Regions from separate parts of the Homo sapiens genome. Here regions 1, 2, 3, 4 and 6 are each linked to region 5. The links are chromatin contacts, found by Hi-C or POLR2A ChIA-PET in ENCODE. All regions are on one chromosome and are shown on one strand. Each heading gives the region's core, a stretch centred on a gene start or an enhancer-like site at or near the end of the contact. The rest is flanking DNA. Distances are from core to core; before and after follow the strand shown. Region 1 has its middle 13 kb from the start of TLR8-AS1. Region 2 overlaps WWC3 (WWC family member 3). Region 3 overlaps LOC105373133 (a long non-coding RNA gene). Region 4 holds the start of TCEANC (transcription elongation factor A N-terminal and central domain containing). Region 5 holds the start of MSL3 (MSL complex subunit 3). Region 6 has its middle 25 kb from the start of TMSB4X.

What was found. Hi-C counts contacts between places; a loop is a spot of excess contacts on that map. ChIA-PET counts read pairs that join two places held with the same protein, here RNA polymerase II (POLR2A). Pooled maps may share reads with other maps.
Region 1: a loop to region 5 is called in a map of CD4-positive, alpha-beta memory T cell, with 11 times the contacts of the local background. The contact joins the enhancer-like site here to the promoter of MSL3 in region 5. A Hi-C loop is called at or near these places in 1 of 168 maps with a recorded cell type or tissue (CD4-positive, alpha-beta memory T cell), 1 of 37 single-sample maps with no recorded cell type and 12 of 50 pooled maps. POLR2A ChIA-PET finds 5 or more read pairs at or near these places in 1 of 52 experiments (activated naive CD4-positive, alpha-beta T cell).
Region 2: a loop to region 5 is called in a map of CD8-positive, alpha-beta T cell, with 4 times the contacts of the local background. The contact joins the enhancer-like site here to the promoter of MSL3 in region 5. A Hi-C loop is called at or near these places in 2 of 168 maps with a recorded cell type or tissue (CD8-positive, alpha-beta T cell and naive thymus-derived CD4-positive, alpha-beta T cell), 2 of 37 single-sample maps with no recorded cell type and 7 of 50 pooled maps.
Region 3: a map of GM12878 shows a loop between it and region 5 (3-fold over the local background). The contact joins the enhancer-like site here to the promoter of MSL3 in region 5. A Hi-C loop is called at or near these places in 3 of 168 maps with a recorded cell type or tissue (CD8-positive, alpha-beta T cell, GM12878 and naive thymus-derived CD4-positive, alpha-beta T cell), 5 of 37 single-sample maps with no recorded cell type and 14 of 50 pooled maps.
Region 4: a loop to region 5 is called in a map of CD4-positive, alpha-beta T cell, with 14 times the contacts of the local background. The contact joins the promoter of TCEANC here to the promoter of MSL3 in region 5. A Hi-C loop is called at or near these places in 5 of 168 maps with a recorded cell type or tissue (CD4-positive, alpha-beta T cell, CD4-positive, alpha-beta memory T cell, CD8-positive, alpha-beta T cell and 1 more) and 10 of 50 pooled maps.
Region 6: a pooled map shows a loop between it and region 5 (3-fold over the local background). The contact joins the enhancer-like site here to the promoter of MSL3 in region 5. A Hi-C loop is called at or near these places in 1 of 37 single-sample maps with no recorded cell type and 2 of 50 pooled maps. POLR2A ChIA-PET finds 5 or more read pairs at or near these places in 1 of 52 experiments (GM12878).

Annotation. Positions count from the first base shown.
Region 1 is chrX:12,954,924-12,958,386 of GRCh38, reverse strand. No RefSeq gene overlaps it. Among named protein-coding and RNA genes, the nearest start is that of TLR8-AS1, 13 kb to the right of the region's middle. RefSeq lists cis regulatory regions at 1,123-1,589, 1,758-2,621 and enhancers at 1,464-1,693, 2,384-2,463. Within about 2 kb of position 2,071, at least 35 of the 41 ENCODE cell types and tissues checked have a DNase peak (open chromatin) inside an H3K27ac peak, as active enhancers do.
Region 2 is chrX:10,117,404-10,120,763 of GRCh38, reverse strand. WWC3 (WWC family member 3) reads right to left here. Exons shown (of 24, transcript NM_015691.5): 12 at 3,075-3,360. Among named protein-coding and RNA genes, the nearest start is that of CLCN4, 38 kb to the left of the region's middle. RefSeq lists an enhancer at 1,041-1,335. Within about 2 kb of position 1,888, at least 2 of the 41 ENCODE cell types and tissues checked have a DNase peak (open chromatin) inside an H3K27ac peak, as active enhancers do.
Region 3 is chrX:13,080,236-13,083,818 of GRCh38, reverse strand. The region is part of intron 2 of LOC105373133 (a long non-coding RNA gene); the gene reads right to left. Among named protein-coding and RNA genes, the nearest start is that of FAM9C, 37 kb to the right of the region's middle. RefSeq lists an enhancer at 1,875-2,044. Within about 2 kb of position 1,943, at least 7 of the 41 ENCODE cell types and tissues checked have a DNase peak (open chromatin) inside an H3K27ac peak, as active enhancers do; they include CD8-positive, alpha-beta T cell and GM12878, where a contact is called at or near this core.
Region 4 is chrX:13,651,262-13,654,717 of GRCh38, reverse strand. TCEANC (transcription elongation factor A N-terminal and central domain containing) reads right to left here and starts at 1,577. Exons shown (of 5, transcript NM_001297563.2): 1 at 1,530-1,577. LOC107985657 (a long non-coding RNA gene) reads left to right here and starts at 1,279. Exons shown (of 1, transcript NR_171573.1): 1 at 1,279-2,221. RefSeq lists enhancers at 1,355-1,444, 1,705-1,894 and a silencer at 1,465-1,776.
Region 5 is chrX:11,755,717-11,759,486 of GRCh38, reverse strand. It overlaps MSL3 (MSL complex subunit 3), which reads right to left and starts at 1,250. Exons shown (of 13, transcript NM_078629.4): 1 at 1,122-1,250. The coding sequence starts at 1,223. It overlaps MSL3-DT (MSL3 divergent transcript), which reads left to right and starts at 1,404. Exons shown (of 2, transcript XR_007068393.1): 1 at 1,404-2,735. RefSeq lists an enhancer at 803-1,097 and silencers at 951-1,330, 1,341-1,490, 1,511-1,710.
Region 6 is chrX:12,998,206-13,001,966 of GRCh38, reverse strand. No RefSeq gene overlaps it. Among named protein-coding and RNA genes, the nearest start is that of TMSB4X, 25 kb to the right of the region's middle. Within about 2 kb of position 1,271, at least 19 of the 41 ENCODE cell types and tissues checked have a DNase peak (open chromatin) inside an H3K27ac peak, as active enhancers do; they include GM12878, where a contact is called at or near this core.

The DNA of each region.
Region 1 (3,463 bases), core at 822-3,321, 1.2 Mb before region 5:
GAGGCTCCAGAGATCACAGTTGGCAAGTGGCTGAGCTGGGACGGTATCCAGCTCTATCTGGTTCCAAAGTCTGGTCTCTAAGGCCCTCCTCACTGAGCTAAGAACAACATGAGAAGATGCCCGTGTATGGTAGGCTTTCAAATGCAAATCAAACAATGAGGACCTCTCTGCTCATTTCAGACTGACAAAAATGAAAAGGTTGAGTAGTGGCTCCAGTTGGCCAGAATGCAGGGAAAGAAAAGTGAAAGCTCTTATATGCTGTTGTTGGAAGGGTCAATTCGTAGGGACTTTTCAGAGGCACCGGTGGCTGTCACAATTAAAACAGCATTTCCAGTTGAACCCAGCATTTCCAGTTTAAGTCCAGTGACAGGACTCTCATTCTATAGCCATACTAACACACTTACATATACATATACATACACATGCACAAACATCTAGATCTTTCCCCCATAGCATTGTAGATAAGAGTAAAAGCTACAATCAACCTAAGTGTATATTAATTGGGAGATTAATTAAATACATGATAGAGTACCCAAACAATGGAAAACTATGCAGCTGTTAAAAAAAGATTGAGGCAGATTTATTCATGATATGCTGTGGAAGGATGTCCAAAGAATACTCTTTTTTTTTTTCCCCCGAGACAGAGTCTCGCTCTGTCACCCAGGCTGGAGTGCAGTGGCGCGATCTTGGCTCACTGCAACCTCTGCCTCCTGGGTTCAAACAATTCTCCTGCCTCAGCCTCCCGAGTAGCTGGGATTAGAGGCACCCACCACCACACCAGCTACTTTTTGTATTTTTAGTAGAAATGGGGTTTCACCATGTTGGCCAGGCTGGTCTCCAACTCCTGACTTCGTGATCCACCCACCTCGGCCTCCCAAAGTGCTAGGATTACAGGTGTGAGCCACCGCGCCCAGCCAGAATACTCTTAAGTGGAAAATAAAGAGCCTCATAAATAGTGTCTGATCCCTTCTGTGCAATAAAAAAGTGAGGTGTAGAGAGACCATTTCCGGAAGGGAATTTTAAGAGCTTACCTCTGGGGAAAGGAAATAGAGAAACCTCTACCATTTACATTTTTACCAGAAGCATGCATTACTTTTATATTTTAAATATTTAAAACATTATTGATGTTTTACTTTCATATTTTATACATTTAACATTTTTTCTGTGTATTTTCTTGCTCAAGAAACTTGTCACAGAATCAACAACACGCAGTTGAGTATGCCTGTGAAAGAAACAGAATGTGACCCTGGGCTTAGGGTTTCTTTAGTAAGAAAACACCTTTGAAAGGAAGTGAAACACACCACCAAGCACCAAGACAGAGGGAGGGGGACTTCCTGCTTATCTGCAAGGGAAGGAACCCGTGTTCTTAAAGGGGCAGGAGGAAAGTTATTTTCAAGTCAACTGCTGTCATAACCCTAGATCAAACTAACTGCAGACCAGTCTGCAGTAGGCCCCGTTCTAGACTGCAAGTGTAGTCAGCCAGCCCACCATAGGCCCAGTTGAGAACTATCCTCACTTACAGTGGCTGTGCTTTGGATGTTTTCCTTGTAGAATGTGACCATAGCATTACATTTTGGTGAAGTGAATCATATTTTCAGTGAGGTAGGGAAGTTGCTCGTAGGATCATATAGTGATATGTATATGTGCCTGAATATTCATGTATGGTGTTTCTCTAAGTAGAAGCACGTGTGGCCAAATTGAACCACTATAAAGGTGTACATTTGTACAGGTACTTGGTTTCTTAATTTTGCCATTATTTTGCATCTGCTAGCTCACCCTTGCCTCCCAACAGCCCTGTGAGGGCATGAGAGGGCAGCTGGCATCCCATCCATAAGTGAAGACATGAGACACACAGTAAGGGACTTCCCCAGGGTCTCTGAGCCCCTAGCAAGACCAGAAGGGGTCCCCAAGCCTAGCAGGTCGGCTTCTGGCCTGGTGCCCCGGCAGGGGAGGAGCTGTGGTTTCCTGTGGTTTCATCATCCGTCTGTCTGACCGTTTATGTGGAAGTAACTTTCCACTAGCTTCTCCTAGGCCTCCCTCAAGAGTGAAGTGCCAATGGGGCCCTGAAAGGGGGCTCTTCGAGGGAGAATCCACGTGGGTAGTGGTTGGGGGACGCCTGGGAAAACAGATGAGGCTGGCGAGGGCAGGGGTGACATCCTACCTCCGCTCTCAGCCTCTCATCTGTGCCCACACTTGCCTGCCTTGTGTGGCTTTATAGCATGGGAGGCGTCTGCCAACTGCCCGATTCCTACTAGTTATTGGATAATCACTTCCACAGAAGCAGAGCAGAAAAGCCTCACGCCGCCACAGGCCCGCTCTACTTCCACCGAGGTGACTGCCATTAGCGGCATGGCTTCTGCTGCTCCTGGTGCAGGAGGATTGGATGGGCTTGGCCCTGGCTTGTGGTTCCCTGAGAGGGCCACGCAGGGCCCAGGGAGATAACAGGGGACATCTGTGTTCTCTCCCGCTTCCTGCCGTCACACCCTGAGGGAGGGTGGCCAGATTTAGCCAATAAAAATGGAAGACGCCCTCAAATTTAAATGGGAATTTCAGGTAAATAACAAATAGCTTTTTAGTATGAATATGTCCCATGCAATATTTGAGACCATAGAAATTATTTTATTTCTGTGAAATTCCAATTTAACTGGGCATCCTGTATTTCATCTGACAAGACTACCCTGAGGGGGAAAACTTAGGCCCTCTCACAGGCACATTGCTACTTTGGCTGTCTCTGTTTTTTTTTTATTTTTTATTTTTTATTTTTGAGACGGAGTCTCGCTCTGTTGCCCAGGCTGGAGTACAGTGGCATGATCTCGGCTCGCTGCAGCTACTGCCTCCCGGGTTCAAGTGATTCTCGTGCCTCAGCCTCCCAAGTAGCTGGGATTACAGGTGCGTGCCACCACGCCCAGCTAATTTTTGTATTTTTAGTAGAGACGGGGTTTCACCATTTGGCATGGTTGATTTTGAACTCCTGACCTCAAGTGATCAGCCCACCTCGGCTTCCCAAAGTGCTGGGATTACAGGTGGGAGCCACCGCTACCAGCCTGTCTCTTTATCCAAATTCTCCCAAACATAGACACACACACACACACACACACACACACACACCCTCAACGGGTCTCAGGCCTCTAAGTTCTCCTCTCAGGGGCTCCTGTCAGCCCTGCTCCAGCTGGGTCCTCTGCCCTAGGGGAGAGAGAATGGGAGGGGTGAGGAAGGGGTGAGGGGAAGTAGGGGAGGCAGAGGAAGAAGAAAGTTTCAGAAGAGAGCAGCCTAGGCAGAGGTGGCTGAGAGCTCAACCCAGTGGAAATGTGGACTCTAAGAACAGATGGGAGCCACCAACGTGATAAAGTGGCCTGCAAGGCTCAGAGCTGGCCCGCCCAGCAAGAAGCCTGTGTTTAGTCAAGGTGGGCCTGTGTTGAGACAAGCAAGCAAAAGCAAGCCTCCCTCTGAACTCCCTGAGGCC
Region 2 (3,360 bases), core at 639-3,138, 1.6 Mb after region 5:
ACAGTCAAAACCACAGCATAGCAGAGCTGCCAGGTGGCATATGACAGCAACGAACGCCATTACATTCCAGAAACAAACACATACAGGGAATGAACAGTGAAAGCTTCTAGGAAAGTTCTTAAACAGCTTGAATATTAACAATGAGATAACAATAAGGCCAATTGCCAACTTGTGTTGAAGCACAGCTATAAGATAACCGTCGTTGGCCACACCCCAGCCATCCTGAACACATCCATCCACAGCACAAACGTATGCCTGGGGCCTGAGCAACAACGCTGAGCAAGGGGACTCCCAAGGCCACTTACAGTGAGCACTTCTGTCGAGCCGCATGAGGAGATAAAAAAAAAAAAAAGCACAAAGTGAAAACACTGCAGAATTTAAGCCAACAACATTAAACAGAATATCAATATCATAAAAACATCAATATGAGCAAAGTCAAGATTTTTACAGGTTTTGATTAGCAAATACTAATGGGTAGATGAAAATAGCTAAGTATTTCATAATCATAACACATTTGACTTTTAAAATCCAGGGAAGACAAAACTGTAACAAAAACGTAAATAGTATGAAAAATCACAGTGTATTGCCCCACTCCTCTGACCTGCCTTCTGTTTCCTCCGATTGATTGAAAACACAAGGAAAAAATCATTCAGAGGCTGGTTTGCAAGTTTGGACAACTTTGATTTTTATCTTACAAAAATTTTGTCTTACTAAGACTTGCTGGGGGCCAAACTTAGACTGCAGTGTTCCCAGCACAGCTGATACATGATGGGGCAGGGGAGGCGAGGAGCCCCCCCTGTGTCCATGCCTGAAGCTGGCTACCCAACCCGGCCCTCTGGGGACACCCAGCAGGGTCAACTATTTCAAGTTTCTAAGGATACAAATAAACGTGTCCTTAGAACAACATAATACATATGTGTCCTTGAAACAATGTAATATATGTAACATATAAAACCATCACCAGATGGCAGTATCATAAAAAGCTACCGCTAGGCGGCAGTGTCACGCAAGAATCCACCACCGATGTCATATAAGAATCTACCACCAGATGGCAGTGTCACTCAGGAATTTATTGGCGGTGTCATATAAGAATCCGCCACCAGATGGCAGTGCCATACAAGAATTCATCACCAATGTCATATACGAATCCGCCACAAGATGGCAGTGTAATACAAGAAATAATCACGAATGACATATGGCTCCACCACGAGATGGCAGTGTCTACACACGTAAGCAAATACTTCCCAGTCCAAGAAGTTTCAACCATTATAGCATCTGCCACGGAAAGCAAAGGAAAAAATAAAGAAACCAGGATGTGAAATTAAGTCAGCGCTTCTCCCTCCCACTCTGTCTCTCCTCTGACCCAAAGTGGCCCTTGGGCCTTGTGCAGATTTTATGCCTAACTAGACTGACATTCTGGAATCTCAATCCCTTAAGGAGAAGGTGGTGGGAGAGAGGAGGGAGACTAAGAAAGAAGTCCTAATTGGATATTTCTTTTCTGACTGAACGGAATAAACATGGAGCAATCAACCTGTGGTTATAAAGAGGAACAAAGCTAATGAAGGATACCTGCATATATGGACTTCAGAAACAATGTATCTGGGGATACCAAAGTGTGTTTGCAAACACAGGGGCAGACACCAAAATAGAGATGCCAAAAAGCCCTGGGGCAGTCTCAGAACATGATGGCCTCTGGTTACGCACGTAAGTGCCAACAGACTACTATTTTATAGAGTGATCAACCTATCTATTGATCTACCAATCCATCTATCTCTTGGGTAACAGAATGGTGGCAAATGGAAGGGGTCACAAAGATCACTGCATTCAAGGGTGGAAAAGGTGAGACTCAGTCCAGGTATGTGTTCAAGGTCACACAGCTAGAAGTGGACAGGGCAGGGAACAAAAGCCTGGTCTCCCAGCTGCTAGTTTGAAGCTGTTTCCACTACACCACACTGGTTCTGCTCTCTAGTTTTATTTCTACCCCTTGCCGCATAAATACTCCATAGTACGTGACTAGGGTTTCTCAGCCTCAGCCCTCTTGACATTTGGGGCTGGACCATTCTCGAGGGGGAGGGGGTGCTGCCCTGTGCATGCCAGGAGCATCTCCCATCCCCTAGTTGTGACAACCAAAAATGTTTCCAGACATTGCCAAGTGTTCCCCAGGGGCAGGACGCAAAAACACCCCTGGCTGAGATCCACTATGCTGCACAAATTATCTAGTGTTTGCCTAAATGGAACATTTAAAACATTTTTGCCGTGCAAATAAAAGTCAATTAAATGGGCTGAACTTCAGGAACGGGAGACCTTGTTCTTGATCCTCTTTAAAACCAAAGGAAGATAAAGTTGCCATGGGTGGCTGAGAAAAGCACATGGGGTCAATATTCCCTTCAATAGCAGTTTGGTCTTCCAAGCAGGCTACAAGCTGAAAGACCCCAGCTCCGAGGAGGAGCTGAACCAACACCAACTGAATGGATGAGGCTCCACGGAGCTCCGTGTTTTTCCATTTGAAGAATCACCAGAGAAACCAAATCAGTAGAAATGACCGATACTTACAGGCATGTCTTTTGAAATTACACAATTATTTTCACTTCCACATTTGATAGACCTATGTTCTTGGAAACTATGAAAACTATAAAAGATAAAGAGATGTCAAAGCAACAAAAGAAGTCAAGATTTCCACTAGCTACAACCAGACACCTGTTGGCATAATGGTCTCAGGCGGGCACACACTGACGGTTCCATCTCGGCACGCACGCTGCAAAGGTCATGAAGGCCCTAATCCATCTCCAGCAGCCTCTGAATGTGGAAGCCTGTGTAGTTCTTACCCTAGTTTTCAACAATTAAGTATTTTTTGAAAACAAGCCAAATACCTAGGAAAGACAACTTTGTCAATTTCAATGATCTTTCCCCAACACAGATCAGAAAGAGCAGGTGTGTGCTCTTCCCGATCACATCAATATTCCTAAACGTAAAGCTCACCATGGACCTGGAAAGCCAGCCATCCTCACTCTGGACCCCACAGTTTCCGCCCTGCAGGTAACCCTCGCCCCGCAGGAGGCCACATCCGCACTTACTTCCACCCACGGGAGCGCTGGCTGGTGGGGGTCCTCGCTCGTGCGGCCCTTCCCCATCCCCGGGGACCCCGTGTGGCTGAAGGGCCGCCATGCCTGGTAAGTCTTCGTCCCCCATAGCCGAGGCGTGTGCCCGCAGTCTGTCTAGGGCGCCCAGGCCTGGCCCCTCACAGCTGTCCGCCAGCTGCGCCAGCGGCGAGTCCCGTGAGGCAGGGAGGAAGGGCGTGTCCAGGGGCGAGCTTGGGGGCGACAGCGAGGACAGCGAGGAGCGGGAGGACAGCGATGCCAG
Region 3 (3,583 bases), core at 694-3,193, 1.3 Mb before region 5:
ACCCTGGTGTTCCTCCACTCATCAGAACCATATCAGTCTCACTCTGTTGTCTGGGCTGGAGAGCAATGGCATGATCTCGGCCCACTGCAACCTCCACCTCTGGGATTCAAGCGATTCTCCCACCTCAGCCTCCCAAGTAGCTGGGACTACAGGTTTTCCCCAACCATGCCTGGCTAATTTTTTTTGTATTTTTAGTAGAGACTGGGTTTCACCATGTTGTCCAGGCTGGTCTGGAACTCCTGACCTCAAGTAATCTACCCGTCTTGGCCTCCCAAAGTGCTGGGATTACAGGCATGAGCCACCATGCTGGGCCCTAAAGACAGTTTTAACATAAATTCTAGCCTTTTTTCTTAAACTGGTGCAGCAATCAAATAAGCTATCTTTTTTTAAAGGATTTTTGTGTTTTACCCTCATCTGCCATTTCAACTTAGCCAAAATACACTAATACGGCTATAAATTTTTACTGTTACAGTGATTTCAATAATTGTACTGGGCATATAGCCTCTAGATAATGGCAGAAATTGAAGTGAAACATATTTAAGGAGATTGCTTACAGAATTGTTCTCTTAAAAATATCCTGCTTGCATTTATTCAACGATTTTCTGTGAAATGGGAAAGAGGAAGGAGGAAATATTACTTACTGGGTTACTTGTTTTTTGTTTTATCAGACTATCGTTCTGGTTAATTTCACCAACTGGGGAATGTTTAAAATGGATTTATTGTTTAGGGCATGTGTTAGGATGAGGATTTCTCAGCCTCGGCACTAGTGACACTTTTGGTTGGACAATTCTGTATTAGGGGAGTTGTCCTGTGCATGGTGGCATGGTTAGCAGCCGCCCTGGCATCTACCCACTCCATGACAAGAGCAGCCTTTTCACTGCCCCTTTCCCGCCTCCAATCCTGATAACCAAAAATGTACCCCCTGCCAATTTGCCTTCCGATTCAGAACCACTGGAGTCTCCTAGGCAGGTTTCACGCTACACTGTGAGAGCTCTAAGAGGAATTGGCTTTTTTGGATATCTTTAGCTTGGTTTATGCCCCAAGGACACGTGAAAAATCCTAAACGATGATGATGCCTGTCTCACCTCACCACCAATCCACCTTCCAACTCTTCGCAAAAACACAAATGCACCTGTCATTTGAGGGAGCTTAAGTTAATCAAGGGAAACATTCACATGTACTTGCTTTACACCAGATTAAGAAAAGGAATATTTCTTCCAACATCAGGCAAAATTTTGCTATTTGTTACAAGACAAAGGTAGGCACGTGGGTTTTAACTCTAGTGTCTTTGCTGGCTCCTGAACTAGCCAGTTCTGCCTCAGAATCGCAGTGGTTTCCCCTGTGGCTATGAACAGAACATTCTACAGCACAACAGTCACCATTAGTGGGTCACACTAGTTTTGCATTCTCTGAAATTGCAGCAGTCACAAAAAAATCCCACCACCCCTCTGCTTCTTGAGCTTTTCTTTCCTCAAATGGAATCCACATGAGTCCAAGTCCATGCCAGAAAAATGAAATGTGTATTATTCGGGAAACATTTCCCTAAACAAAATGACACAGGGAAATTCTTCCTTGCCCAAAGCTGAAACTCTGTGCTCAAGAGCTCTCTTATCGGAATTCTGCACTCAATCTTAGATACCTGATACATTCTGCTACTATGATATACAACTTCCTTATGCTTTGGATAAACAGAGGCATATTTTCAGCTTTAATGCCAATATTAAGAGAAGGGTTACAGCATTTTTTTTTTTTTTTTTGGCTTTTACATCCTTTGCTTTTGCGTCAGACAGCAGGATCTCTAGCCACAGTATAGATCCAAATTAATAGAGACACCCATCTGCAAAATGTAATCACTTTCAGCTCATGATGCTATTTTCTAATCCTAGAGCTCCTTGTGCAAGGTTTGTGTGCAAGAGTCTTGTGGCCTGGCTTTCTGAAAGCAACTTCCTGTGCGTGTACAAAAATATTTCAGGCTGCTATCTATTTCTAAATACTTGCCCTTTCTTTTCTCTCTGTTCCCCCTTTTTTTTTTAGACTTTCACTACCCTTGTGATAGATTCCGTTGTCTTACTTTAAACGTGAATATAGTATCTGTGTTCTTTATGCTTCCCATGATCAACAAGGCCTTGCACAAATTTGATAAACAAATGCAACAGCAGAAAGAAATTTTTATATTCTTCCCTGCCCCACCCTCAATAAAGCTGTAGCAACCCAAATAAGCCGACCTTCTCCCAGTAGAAGACATTTTATAGTTCAACCATTTTCTATAATGAATAACTTTCAACCCAGAGTGCCTCCTCCGGGTTCAAAACTCAAGCTACTTGTGATAAAAGAAAGATGTTTTAACTTCAGCCTGAATGATTTTATGCCTCCATGAAATATAAACATTAGCAGAGAATAAAAAGCTATGAAGATGCTTTACTATGAGATTTGAGACTTCATTTTCTACAGATATTTCTTTCAGAATCCACTTAATTGAATCTGTTTGAATGTGTAATTCTTTGTTATTTGATTTTGTAGACATTTTTAAAAAATCAATACAAATTAAGCCTAGAATACAGAAACATATTAAAATTCTTTTTTTGGTGGTGGAGCTACATTCCAATGGTTAGAGGAAGGAGAAGGAGAAAGAGAATAAACAGAATAAATAAGTAAAAAGACATAGTTTGTTAGAAGGAAATAAGTCAAGCAGAGCAGAATAAAGGGAATGATACTTGGGGACGGGTGTGATTGGAAATAAGAGTGGTGAGGACAGGCCTCCTTGGACACTGACATGTAAGCAAAGACTAAAAGAGTCATGTGGGCACTGGAGAGAAGTGTCTTCCAGGCAGACAGGACAGCCAGTGCAAAGGGGGTTTGGGAGTGGGAGCATGCCTAGCATTAGGAGGAACTGATGGAGGCCATGGTGCTCAGTGAGACAGTCGTGGGAAGAGGAGAGGACGAGGCCAGAAGGTAACAGGGCCATCTCCTATAGGAGGCCTCTGTAAGGATTTGGCTTCTACTCTTGGAGAAATAGGGAACCATTGCAGATCTTACTTAATTATTATTTTTTACTGAGGTGAAATTCACACATCATAAAATTAACCATTTTAAAGTGAACAATTCAGTGGCATTTTTAGTGTATTCATAGCGTTGTGCAACCGACACCTCTATTTAGTTCTAGAACATTTTCATCACCTCAAAGGGATATTCCCATACCCATTGGCAGTCATTCCCCATCATCCCCTCCCCGTGGCCCCTGCCAACCACAGTTTGCTTTCTGTCTCTATGGATTTCCCTCTTCTGGACACTTCATATAAATGGAATCATATAATATGTGACTTTTGCGACTGACTAGTTTCACTTAGCATCATATTTTGGAGATGCATTTGTACCTTATTTCTTTTTATGGCTGAGCAATATTCTGTTGTATGCATATGCCATAATTTGTTTATTCATTCACCATTTAAAGGTCATTTGGGTTGTTTCCACTTTTAGCTATTGTGAATAGGGCTACTATCATCATTGCAGGCTTTTAAGTAGAAAAGGGACATTATCTCACTTCTATTTTATACAACACATACAGGGCTATTTTATGAGTCAC
Region 4 (3,456 bases), core at 328-2,827, 1.9 Mb before region 5:
AAGTTTCTTGACCATTCTGTGCCTCAATTTCCTCATCTACAAAATGGGAGAAATCCAACATCCTAGGATTAATGAGAATTAAATGAAAGTCTTGATAAAGTGCTTTGAACTATGGCTGTCACACAGTAAGTGTGAATAATAGGATGTGAATCTACAATTAAAAGGCTTAAAAATATCTACCAAACCAGGCATTGTTCTACAGCAGGGGGTCAGCACACTTTTTCTGTTAAAGATCAGAAGGTATATATTCTAGGCTTTGTAGGCCATACAATCTCTATGGACTACTCAACTCTGCTGCTATTGTAGCAGCAACAGCAGATACAGAAAATAACATAAATGGATAGGCATGATCTTGCTCTGGTAACACTTGTTTACAAAAACAGGCAGGCTGGATTTGGCTGCAGGCCATAGTTTGTTGACCCTTTTCTAGAGCAGGGCTGTGCAACATATATATAACATGTAAACCACAAATATGATTTAAAATTTTCCAGTAGTCATGTTAAAAAATAAAAATTGGTGAAATTAATTATACATTTTATTTAACCCAGTGTATCCAGAATAGTCATTTCAACATGTGATTAATATAAACAAATTGAGATATTTTACATTCTTTTTCATGCTAATTCTCGAAAATTCACTGTGTCTTACACTTACAGCACATCTCAATTCGGACTAGCCACATTTCAAGTGATCAAGCCTTATGTAACTAATGGCTATCATTATTGGGACGCCACGGTTCTAGAACTGATGCTAATATGGATAATGCTTGCTTAGGTGCATACCTATACCAAAAAGTGTATACAGTGCCAGGAAAAGTAGGCACGAAATATGGTATTGGATCCATATAAAAACTTATAAAGATTAGCTAATATTATAGTAAGCAAGGTGCACACATCTGCACAAAAATGGCCTAAACCCTGAGAAGAACGAGAGGAAAGGTCTGGAAACAATGTTTCCAGAAGTTTGTAACAAGTCAAAAATAACCTAGATCTGTTCAGATCTTTAGATCTCTTTAAAGCCTAAAGAGAAACTGTAACTTTCTAGCCCTAACCCACTTAACAGCTCCCCAGCTTCACAGGGAGCCCCGCCCTCTATGGAGAGAAACGATGCCAAATGTTGGCAGCGGTGTAGCGGTTACTGAACAGCCACTCAGCACTGCACTAGGACCATTTCCCTTAATGGTGACCCCTAGTAAAGGTGCAGCGAGAGGAAGGGACCAGCCCAACTGCCCGGTCTAGCCCGGGTTCGAGTTCCGGTGGGTGGGGTCGAGCAACATGCAAAGCCTGCCGCTAATCATCTTGGGATGACGGCCCGGCACCCAGCACACAAACAGCGACAGTCCCGAGGGTTCAGCCCACTCTGGCGACCTCGACAGTCGGAGAGGAAGGGGCGGGGGTGCGAGCACCTTCGGATCTACGCCGCCCAGGGCGCACCGGAAAGCTGCCGCGAGCCGGGGTGGGCTTCCGCTGGGAATAAGGGCTCGCCTTTTTGCGGGACACAGGCCCTGGCAAACCTGAAGCATGACTCACCGAAAAGCGCAGGCGCAGTTCCGGAGCCTTCAGCCGCCCAGTGCCCACGGAGAACTTCCGATCACCGGGACTGGGACAACGTCAAGGCTCAGCCAATCCAAGCCCACAGGCCGGCGCACGTGGTCCTGGGACCCAGTGCATGCGCGCTAGGGAAATGGCTGCCGTGGGACTGCGCTCGCGCGGCTTCCTAGAGGAGGAGCCATGGCCCCGCCCCGGGCCCGAGAGAAAGAAACTGCACTTTCGTTTTTTAGCAGCAAAGTTTGTTGATGTACTTTACAACTTATCTTTTCTGCTTCTACTCAGGACAGTCAAGACAGTGCTCAGCTAGATGTTCACATAACTGTAGACATAAATGTGAATCTATTTAACGCAGTAATTAATTCAAAAAGTGTTTTTAGCATCCTAGCATGCATCAGTTGATATGAAAGTAGTAAATGTTAATTGAGTGGTCTTGTGCATCCTGGACTTCTCATCTGTGCATATTCTCATTCTTTGCCTGCAAAGGGCCAGTAAAAGCACAGTGATGGTTGAACGAATGTGACAGCCTCCTTTGCTGATGCCTTACCCCAAGGTAATTTGGGGAAAGGTTCAGGGAAACAGAGTATCCAATCCAATACTCTGGACTGGGTGCTGGCAGGAAGGAGGGCGATTGTATGATTAAGTATCATAATAAATCTTACCTAAAAGGAGGGGAGACAAGACCAGTGACTCATTAACTGGGATAGGGGATGTTTGGTCATTTTTGTGGTTTGGACAATGTTTACGTTTTTTCAGCATTCCCACGTGATTACGAAGGAGTCTTGTTTTTGTCTTGATCCATCTGGTCAAAGAGTGGCCACGTCTGATGGTGTTCTGTGAAGTATTTATGTTCCACGCAGCACCAAGGCCCAGCTGTGACTGCCGGGGCAGCTCAGAGCTGTCAGGGGTTACTTTTTTCTTGCTGTCTATTATAGGGCTAAAATGTTTAAGGATTATATAATACCTTTTTAAAGAAAAAATTATTTGGCTGGGCGTGGTGGCTCATGCCTGTAATCCCAGCACTTTGGGAGGTCGAGGCAGGCGGATCATGAGGTCAGGAGATCGAGACCATCCTGGCTAACACGGTGAAACCCCGTCTCTACTAAAAATACAAAAAATTAGCCAGGCGTGGTGGCACGTGCTTGTAATCCCAGCTACTTGGGAGGCTGAGGCAGGAGAATCGCTTGAACCCGGGAGGCGGAGGTTGCAGTGAGCTGAGATCGAGCCATTGCACTCCAGCCTAGCGACAGAGCAAGACTTGGTCTCAAAAAAAAAAAATTATTTAATGACACTTGTCACTTGTTAAAGCATGGTAAGGAAGACTTTATTCAGGACCATTGAGATAGACATAGGTACCACTGCAACAGGGTCTTGCAGTGGGGAAGAGAGATTGGGCTCAACTTCAATTGTAGCATGGAAAAGTGAGAATTTATAGCCAAGGAGCAAGGTAGGGGGGTCAGTGGATGGAAAATTATTAAGAGGAAACATCAGGGGTAAGGGGGATTCTGTCTAAACCAACCTGACAAGATTCTTGCTGAAGACGGGCCAGGGTGATCAGATGTCACCTGGAGGTTGGTGGAGGATGAGGAACCAAATCAGATATTAAGGGTGATCAGATATTGAGGGTGGTTGCTTTTGGCTAAACTGATTTATCAAGGCTTTTTGCTAAAACTGGATTTTACAAGGAAGTGCACAGATAGGCCTAGTCAGGAGACTGACTAAAGTTTGGTTGGAAAAGAATGCTTGATAATCTTTACTTTTGCCTGTTAAAATAAAAAAAAATTGACGTAATTTAAATTTGGCAGAGTTTATGTGAGCAAAGAATGATTCATGAATCGGACAGCACTCAGAATCAGAATAGGTTCAGAGAGCTTTGTGGGCCGTGAGTATTTATAGACAGAGAATGGAA
Region 5 (3,770 bases), core at 1-2,500:
AGAGCTCTGGGAGTTGTAGTCTCCTGGGCTCCCCTATGTCCAGTGCCAGGATGGCTAGCTGGAGACTCTGGAATCCCTCCCTGTTGTGTCCCTAGAGGGAACAACTAAAACTAATGATGGGGCGTGCCCCCCCCCCTCCGCCCCGAGGAGGCTGGAGGGCGAGGAGAAAGAGGGATAGCAGACGCGGTTAAAAGACAGGAGCAGCAGGGGAGGGAACTGAAGGCAGAATATGCTCATCCCTTTAGGGATGTCCTTTAGCATCTCTAATGGACAGAGCTGTCCAGACATCGCCAAAGACACACCTGGGACTGCCCCTGTCCCTGCCGCCTAAGGCTTCGCCCAGGTGGCCCTAGGAACCCAGGTCTCTGAAATGAAAGCACCTGGGTGCTTTCCTTGGGGATCTGGGAGACCTGGTGCCAACTCCTGCCCGCCACCCAAATCTGAGGAGCTGCAAGATGTGGCTCAGCTCCCGGAGACTTAGGTGGACCGGCCCGGGGCGCGATTCCCATCAACTATGGTCAGACCCACGTAAATCCTTCAGAGTTTGAAAACGTAAATGCTGCAAGGCCCTGGGGTACGAAAACACTGGGCCAACCTTGCCCTCGGGATGGGGTTCACGGCCTACAGGCGGGATGGGGCCTAAACTGGACTAGGGTCCCAGGGACACAACGTCGCAAGTCAGCGGCCAGCGCCGTGTAACTATGAATTAGAACCTGGATCGGACGGCCAGGGCGTCCCACAGGAGCCCACCCGGCACCAGGCCGCACAGAAGGAGACATTTAACGCGAAGACAGAAACCGTATTCGAGAAGCCTCCTCCCTCAGCGGCCACCGTTGCAGTCGGGGGCGCAAACGGTAGCCCCGGTAACGCGACAAAGCATGGGCGAGGCTCCCAACCGCGCGTGCGCCGCCCGGCCTGACGGAAGGAAGTGGAAGCATCCCAGACCCCGCCCCGACTCCCGGGCGTAGCGCCCTGTGAGCGCCCCCTGCCGGCCGCACCGCTCCTCGCAGGCCGAGGAGCCCGGCCGGTCCCTCAGCTCCGCGCGGCCGTCCGCCCCCGCCCCCGCCCCCGGTCCCGGGTCCCCCAGCCCGCGCCTCCTCCCTGTCCCTCCGCGGCGGCACCTTGGCATCGTACAGCACTCGCGCCTTGGTGGGGTCAGGCTCGAAGCACAGCACTTTCTCCCCTGAGTGGAATTTAAATTTCATGCCCTCGCTCGCGCTCATTTGCTCATCGTGGCGGAGGGCGAGGCTCCGGGGCGGGCGGAGCGCGCGCGGTGGGGGAGGGCGGGCGGGGGCGGGGAGGCGGTGCGCCGTGGCCGGGGGGGGCCGGGAATGGCGGAGGCTGCGGCCGCCCCGCCCTCGGCCCCTCCTCCGCCCGCCCCGAGCCGCTGCCGGGACCTCGGAGGCGCCTGGCGCGCGCGCTCCCGCCCGGGCGCGTCCCCGCACGTCCCCGCCGGGGCTCCGGGAGGGGTGCGGGCGGGGAGCGCGACCCCCTGGCCAAGGTCTACCGGCAGGACGTCTCCCGTCGCCCCCATGGGAGAGGGTCCCCGCGGCCTCCAGGCTGCGCCCACGTGCGCGCAGGGTCGTCCGTCGCCCCGAGCGCCCGCTCTCCGGCCCGGGCGTGGGAGGCGCCTAGGGAGAGAGAGAGCCGGTCTGGAGTAGGCACCCGGCGGCCGGGAGGCTGGACGGCGTCTGCCCCCAAGAGCTCCCTGGCCGTGCGCGCCGCGTCAGCCCCCTTGGCAGAGCAGCGCGCCGATGAGTGTGGCCACGCTTGGAGAACGCAGCGCTGGAGCTGGCCCCAGGCGGGCAGTGGCCTCGGGCGAGGGCAGAAGGGCACTCCGGGCTGTGAATAGAACACTTGCTTATCCCTTCAGAGGACAAGCCGGTGGCAGGCCTGGAGCCCCCAGTGACGGGTTGAGCAGTGGGCAGCGAGGCAGATGGGTCCTTAAAGAGTAGCTGACGTCTTCAGTGTCAGCTTCTAGCGTGGCCTGACAGCCCCCAGCATCCCCGGAATGCCCCCCACGGTCTATCTGCTCCAATAGACTAAAAATTCCCTAAATAGAAGCACCCTTGAGGCCGCTATCAATATGGTACCTGCACAGAGTGGATGTTAAGTAAATACTTGATGAGCGAATGACAAGTGATGGGAGACTTGAAGGACAAACTTCCAGGGACAGGAAGGACAGTGCTGGGCTTTTTCTTTTGAGTTTTGGAAAGCCGTTGGGCAGTGTAATTACTGGATTAGGACCGGGCTGGAGACCAGCTTCCAGGCTAATCTCTGCGGACCTGGTGAACTTCCCCTTCTCTGTTCTAGCCTCCAGAAAGTTGCATTTGCTTCCCCTCTGCACGCTTCCTTCACCAGGTTCCTGGTATACATCCTTCACATTTCAGCGTGGGCATGCCAACAGAAAAGCCCTCAGGCTTCCCAAGATGAATCATAAAGCCCTGAGGTGTTCCCTCCCAGGACTCTGCTTAACCCCTTTCTTGCATGTACCACTGTGCTATAGAATGGGTTGTTCATTTGCAAAATGACCTCATTAAGACAGTAAGCTCTTTGAAGCTGGGGGTAGGGGTCTTATCCAATTCATCACGGCGTATTCGTGGCACATAATATGGAATGAATGAACAGATTGATTTAGGAAATAGAACCCACAAAACTCAGTGGCCAATTGGATGTGAAGGAGAGGGAAGGAGGAATCTTGAGAGACTTCCAGGTTTTCTGGCCCAAGGAATTGGGTGAGTAATAGCTGCATCCGCCAGAATAAGGCTATACAGAGGAGTTAAAGGTTGGGGGAAGATGGTCAAATGGCCTTTGGGGTAATACGGTGCAGAAACTAGAACTGGAACCATGATTCCTCTCCAGGTTGTGGTGTATCAGAGATGAGAACAGTAGATGGTGGTGTTCCCCACAAATGGCAGGGGCGGCTTGGAAGCACATGTAATTGCACGTCCTGTGTAAACCGTAACTGAAGTATTCACCTTTTTATTTTTCCTGCCCATGATTGGAGAGAGTTCTGCTGCAGGCTCTACCCTTTCAGGGATAGGATTTTAGATGCTTTCCTTTGTTTCTCCGCATTTCCACCCCTTCTTATGTCATTGAGGAATTCCTCTTTCCCCGTCCCTCTAAAAAGTCCAAGAATGCAAAAGCCTTCAGGAACCTAAAAGTTAAAAAGCCTGCCAATGGCAGCACCCCTTACAGTCCTCCTCCAGATTAGGATCCACTAGAGAGGGCTCCACCCTTAATGCAGGACATCATTTTTCCTCTCGGGTGTAAAGGTTAAGAACATGGCCAGCTCTGCAAACCACTCTCCAGGACCCAGTCCCATGCTTGTCACTTTCTAGCTTGTGACCATGGACAACTGGTTAGTCTCTTTGTAATGCACTTTGTTCATGTTTAAAATGAAGGAAATAGTGGCTCCTACTTCATAGGGTTTTTTAGGAGTCAATGAGTCAATTCAGTGTACATGGCTTTGTGTAGTGCCTGACATATAAGGGCTGGGTAAATATTTGCTCTTGACATTAGGCATTTCTTATCTGTTTCTCCGTGTCCCCCATTCATTCATTCATTCATTCAGCAAATATTTATTGGACCTCCTGTGTGCTGGTTGCTAGACACACAAAGTAGAATACATACATTACCCCTGTCCTCCCAGAGGGCACATTTCAGGAGGGCGGAGCAGCAAGCAATCAAGTTCAAGCTTTATGTGCATACCCTGATAAAGCTGGTGTGGAATAGAGGAGACAGAAGAGCTTACTTCTCTCTAGGAGGAG
Region 6 (3,761 bases), core at 22-2,521, 1.2 Mb before region 5:
CTTTTGTAATAACAGCTTAAAATATACATTGTACAGCTGTACAGAAATGTTTTCTTTCTTTATATCCTTATTCTGTAAACTTTTTTCTATTTTCAAACTTTTTATTTTATTTTTGTGTGTGTTTTTACACAAACACAGACATTAGCCTAGGCCTACACAGGCTCAGGATTGTCAATCTCACTGTCTTCCACCTCCACAGCTTGTCCCACTGGAAGGTCCTCAGGGGAAGTAACAGGCATGGAGCTGTCATCTCCTATGATAACAATGCCTTCTTCTGGATACCTCCTGAAGGACCTGCGTGAGGCTGTTTTACACTTAACTTTATATCTATATGTAGGAGTACACTCTAAAATAATGATAATGGTGGGGTGCAGTGGCTCATACCTGTAATCCCAGCGCTTTGGGAGGCTGAGGTGAGAGGGTCACTTGAAGCCAGGGGTTCCAGATCAGTCTGAGCAACGTAGTGAGACCTGTTCTCTACAAAAAATGTAAAAATTAGCCGAGCATGGTGGTGCACACGTATAGTCCCAGCTACTTGGGAGGCTGAGGTAGGAGGATCACTTGAGCCTGGGAGGTCCAGGCTGCAGTGAGCCATGATTGTGCCACTGCACTGCAGCCTGGATGACAGACTACTGACTCAGGATCTTGTAAAATTCAAATCTAACATTATCCTAAGTAGAAGATGCATCCCTTCAGGATAAGTCAGGTGAAGACTCATTCCACAAATACTAACGCTACCATTTCTGGTTGTCTGAGCTACAAAGGTAAATAAAATGCAGCTTCGATCTCTCTCAGAGCTCACACCTGGCTTAAATTTAAACATCTTTAAGGTAGGGAAGTAAAGGAAAAGCGGAAAAAAAAGCCCTTCAAAATCAGGGAAAGGAAAGCCAAAAGCACTTTATGTTTTCTCATTCTAGATGAGATTTTTAAAAATCATTCTATTTTATTTTTCTTTTTAAAAGAATCGCATGCGGGAATTAGTACAGGGACAACTCTAATATCAAGTTTGTGTATTTAACCTCACATTCTATAAAAGAGCTGGAACAAATGCACTTAAATCAGTGATATTTGAGCTGATGGCTTGAAATTTATTATCAGTCTTTCTGGAAATGATTTTCTTACTCTTTAGGGTTCTCGATTTTTATTTGCATGTTTCTGTTCAGCTTGTAACTACTACAAAGATCAGGAAGAGGAAACAGGACTGCACGGCCCAGTCCTCTTCATGTTTGAGAAATGGCTGAGTCGGCTCCTGGGACGGGCACATGCTTCTAGAATATTGTGGGCTTGTTAAGCCAGTCCCAAAGCAACAATGGCACTGCAGTTTCCAATGCCAAATTCAATGTCGTTTTTGGGTTTTACTTCATAGCCAAACCAAAGAACAGACACTCAAACAGATACATTTCTTGCCTGTTATTTTCCACCCTTTCTTAGCCAGTCCTTAGAAGGATATACAGGCAGGCATTTCTGCTCGTCTGGAAAAAATCAGTGGTGCAGAATATGACAAAAGGTTTCACTTCCTTTTTAGCCTTTATTGAGCAGAAAAGAGCAATTTGAAAATGCTGTCGCTGGGGAGTAAAAAGTCACTTCCTGGCCGCTTTTGTCAAGAGGGCCCCTGCCGCTTGGCACATCTTCAAATAGAATCAAGAGGCACACTTGATTATATCCTTCATGAAAACATTTAAATAATGTGAGGGTTCTGATTTAACATCCTTTCCCCCACATCCCAGGAACTCTCATAGCCAAAATGATGATGCAGCCTTACTTAAAATGTACCTCTCTAAGGTATTCAGAGCTGTTTTAAGGATTCCCCCATAGGCAAGCTACTTAAATGGCTCTAACAACTCAGAAATATAAGACTAAAATTGCACCAGAACCCGCATAGAGTGTCTTAGCAATAATACCACACGTGGCACAAATAATATATATTAGGTTGGCTGTTGCTTAAAAAAAAAAACAATGCCACAAATGTTTAGAAGGAAAATAAAAGGCACTCATGAAATAGTGGTAATCAAATATGAGAAGGTGATATCAGAAGACATTTGTTCTCAGATCTTCTTAATGTAATTCACAATATCCACTGGCAATATGAGCCCCCAGTGGCACCCACTACTCTCCTTTTGATAAATGCAATGGTCTCTTGGCTTTTAAAAAGATAAATCTTGGGTATAACGCTGAGCGTCAGATAGTAATAAAGGTATTTTATACTGTTTTGCCACTGATGACCAAAAAGAAAGTGAGATGAATCGAATTGGGAAAGATACAGCTGTTGAACGTTGAATGAGCAAAGCACCCGGCAGGAAGTGTGTAGGTGAAACCAAACACTCGGTTCAGAGGTGAAATCTGCATCTGACTGGCGGGTTGCAGTTTTCCTTACTAAGAGCAGTTGGGCTGGTTGTTTTTTCCTCCAAAAGACACAGAAATGATCAGAGTAGGTCAGAGAGCTGACTTACTCCTTTTAGAAGCCTTTGGTTTGGCTGTTGGTAAACTGGAAATTGAGTTAACGAAATCTATTGAATTACCAACGAATTCTATCTCACTCTTGTTCTCTTCGAGAATTGGGTAACTCATTGAATATTTTTGACCCACTTTTCCAGAAGCTGAGTGATGTGGATGGATGTCAATATGGCTTTGAATGATGCTTCTTCCAAGCTTTATAGTCTCTGGGATAGGATTGCAAATAAAGCCAGAGGGCTCCTGTGTTTCGTTTGTGTGACATTCACAGTATCCTACACACAATAGATGCTTCATAAATGAGTGTTGAATGAATTAAGTTGGTTCATGATGCACCTATCCCACCCTCTCCATGTAAATACCTATAAATAAACAAATAAATAAAAATAAGGATAGATAACAAGCCCATGTAAAGCCCAGAAAGTCTGTATCTATATATTTCCATAATGTCAAACACTTGGATGTTTGGAAACTTCTGGATGGTTGCCTCTACGATTCTATTTTCTATTATTATTTAATGATAAAAATAGATTATATACAGGGATCCTCAGGCAAGGCAAGACATGATCTACCTACCCCATAGTCTCTTGGTTCCTACTGCCCTCTAAAAAAATTTCTATGAGAAATTGAGCCACATCTGGATATGTCACTTAGGATAGTTTGCCAATACTTGACAATGAGACTCAGAATGTTGCTGTATATTGATGCAGTTCTCTCTCTCTCACCCTCTCTCCCCCCTCTTTATCTTGCCTTTTCCATAAAGCTTTAGAATAACTAGCTCTTTTATTCACTCTGATAGAAATAGAAGAGAGCCCAAAGCCCCAGCCTTTTCAGGAATTCCAGGGCAACTGAGTTACTGCAGCTACTGTACAGCCCCTGCTCCCAGGAATTTTCCTTTCCCAGTGTCCCCAAACACCACCCACAGCCACACACCAGTCCCTCTGAAGAGAGTTTCTCAGCAATCAGGCCCTCTGCCCATCACCAGGCAAGAAGCCATTCTGGGGAATAAGATGACAATAACCGAGAGGACAAAAGCCTGCTCTGTGTGCATTTCTGTCTGCCCCATTGTTGTGAGCACGAGGCAACTTGGGGTTGTGCATTCTCTGCGTATCAGGAAATCTGTAATCAGGGGAAATTGTTTCTTTTTACTTCCAAGGACATGAGCAAATTTAGAGCAGTGTTTTGGGGAGGGATTTCTTGTTTGGGGGGTTTGTGTTTGTTTTTTCCTCCTCCCTTTCATAGAAGAAGAGCTTAGTGCAGGCTTTTAACTTGAAACTAGGAGGTGGATCAGAACTACTTTTCAGTACAGA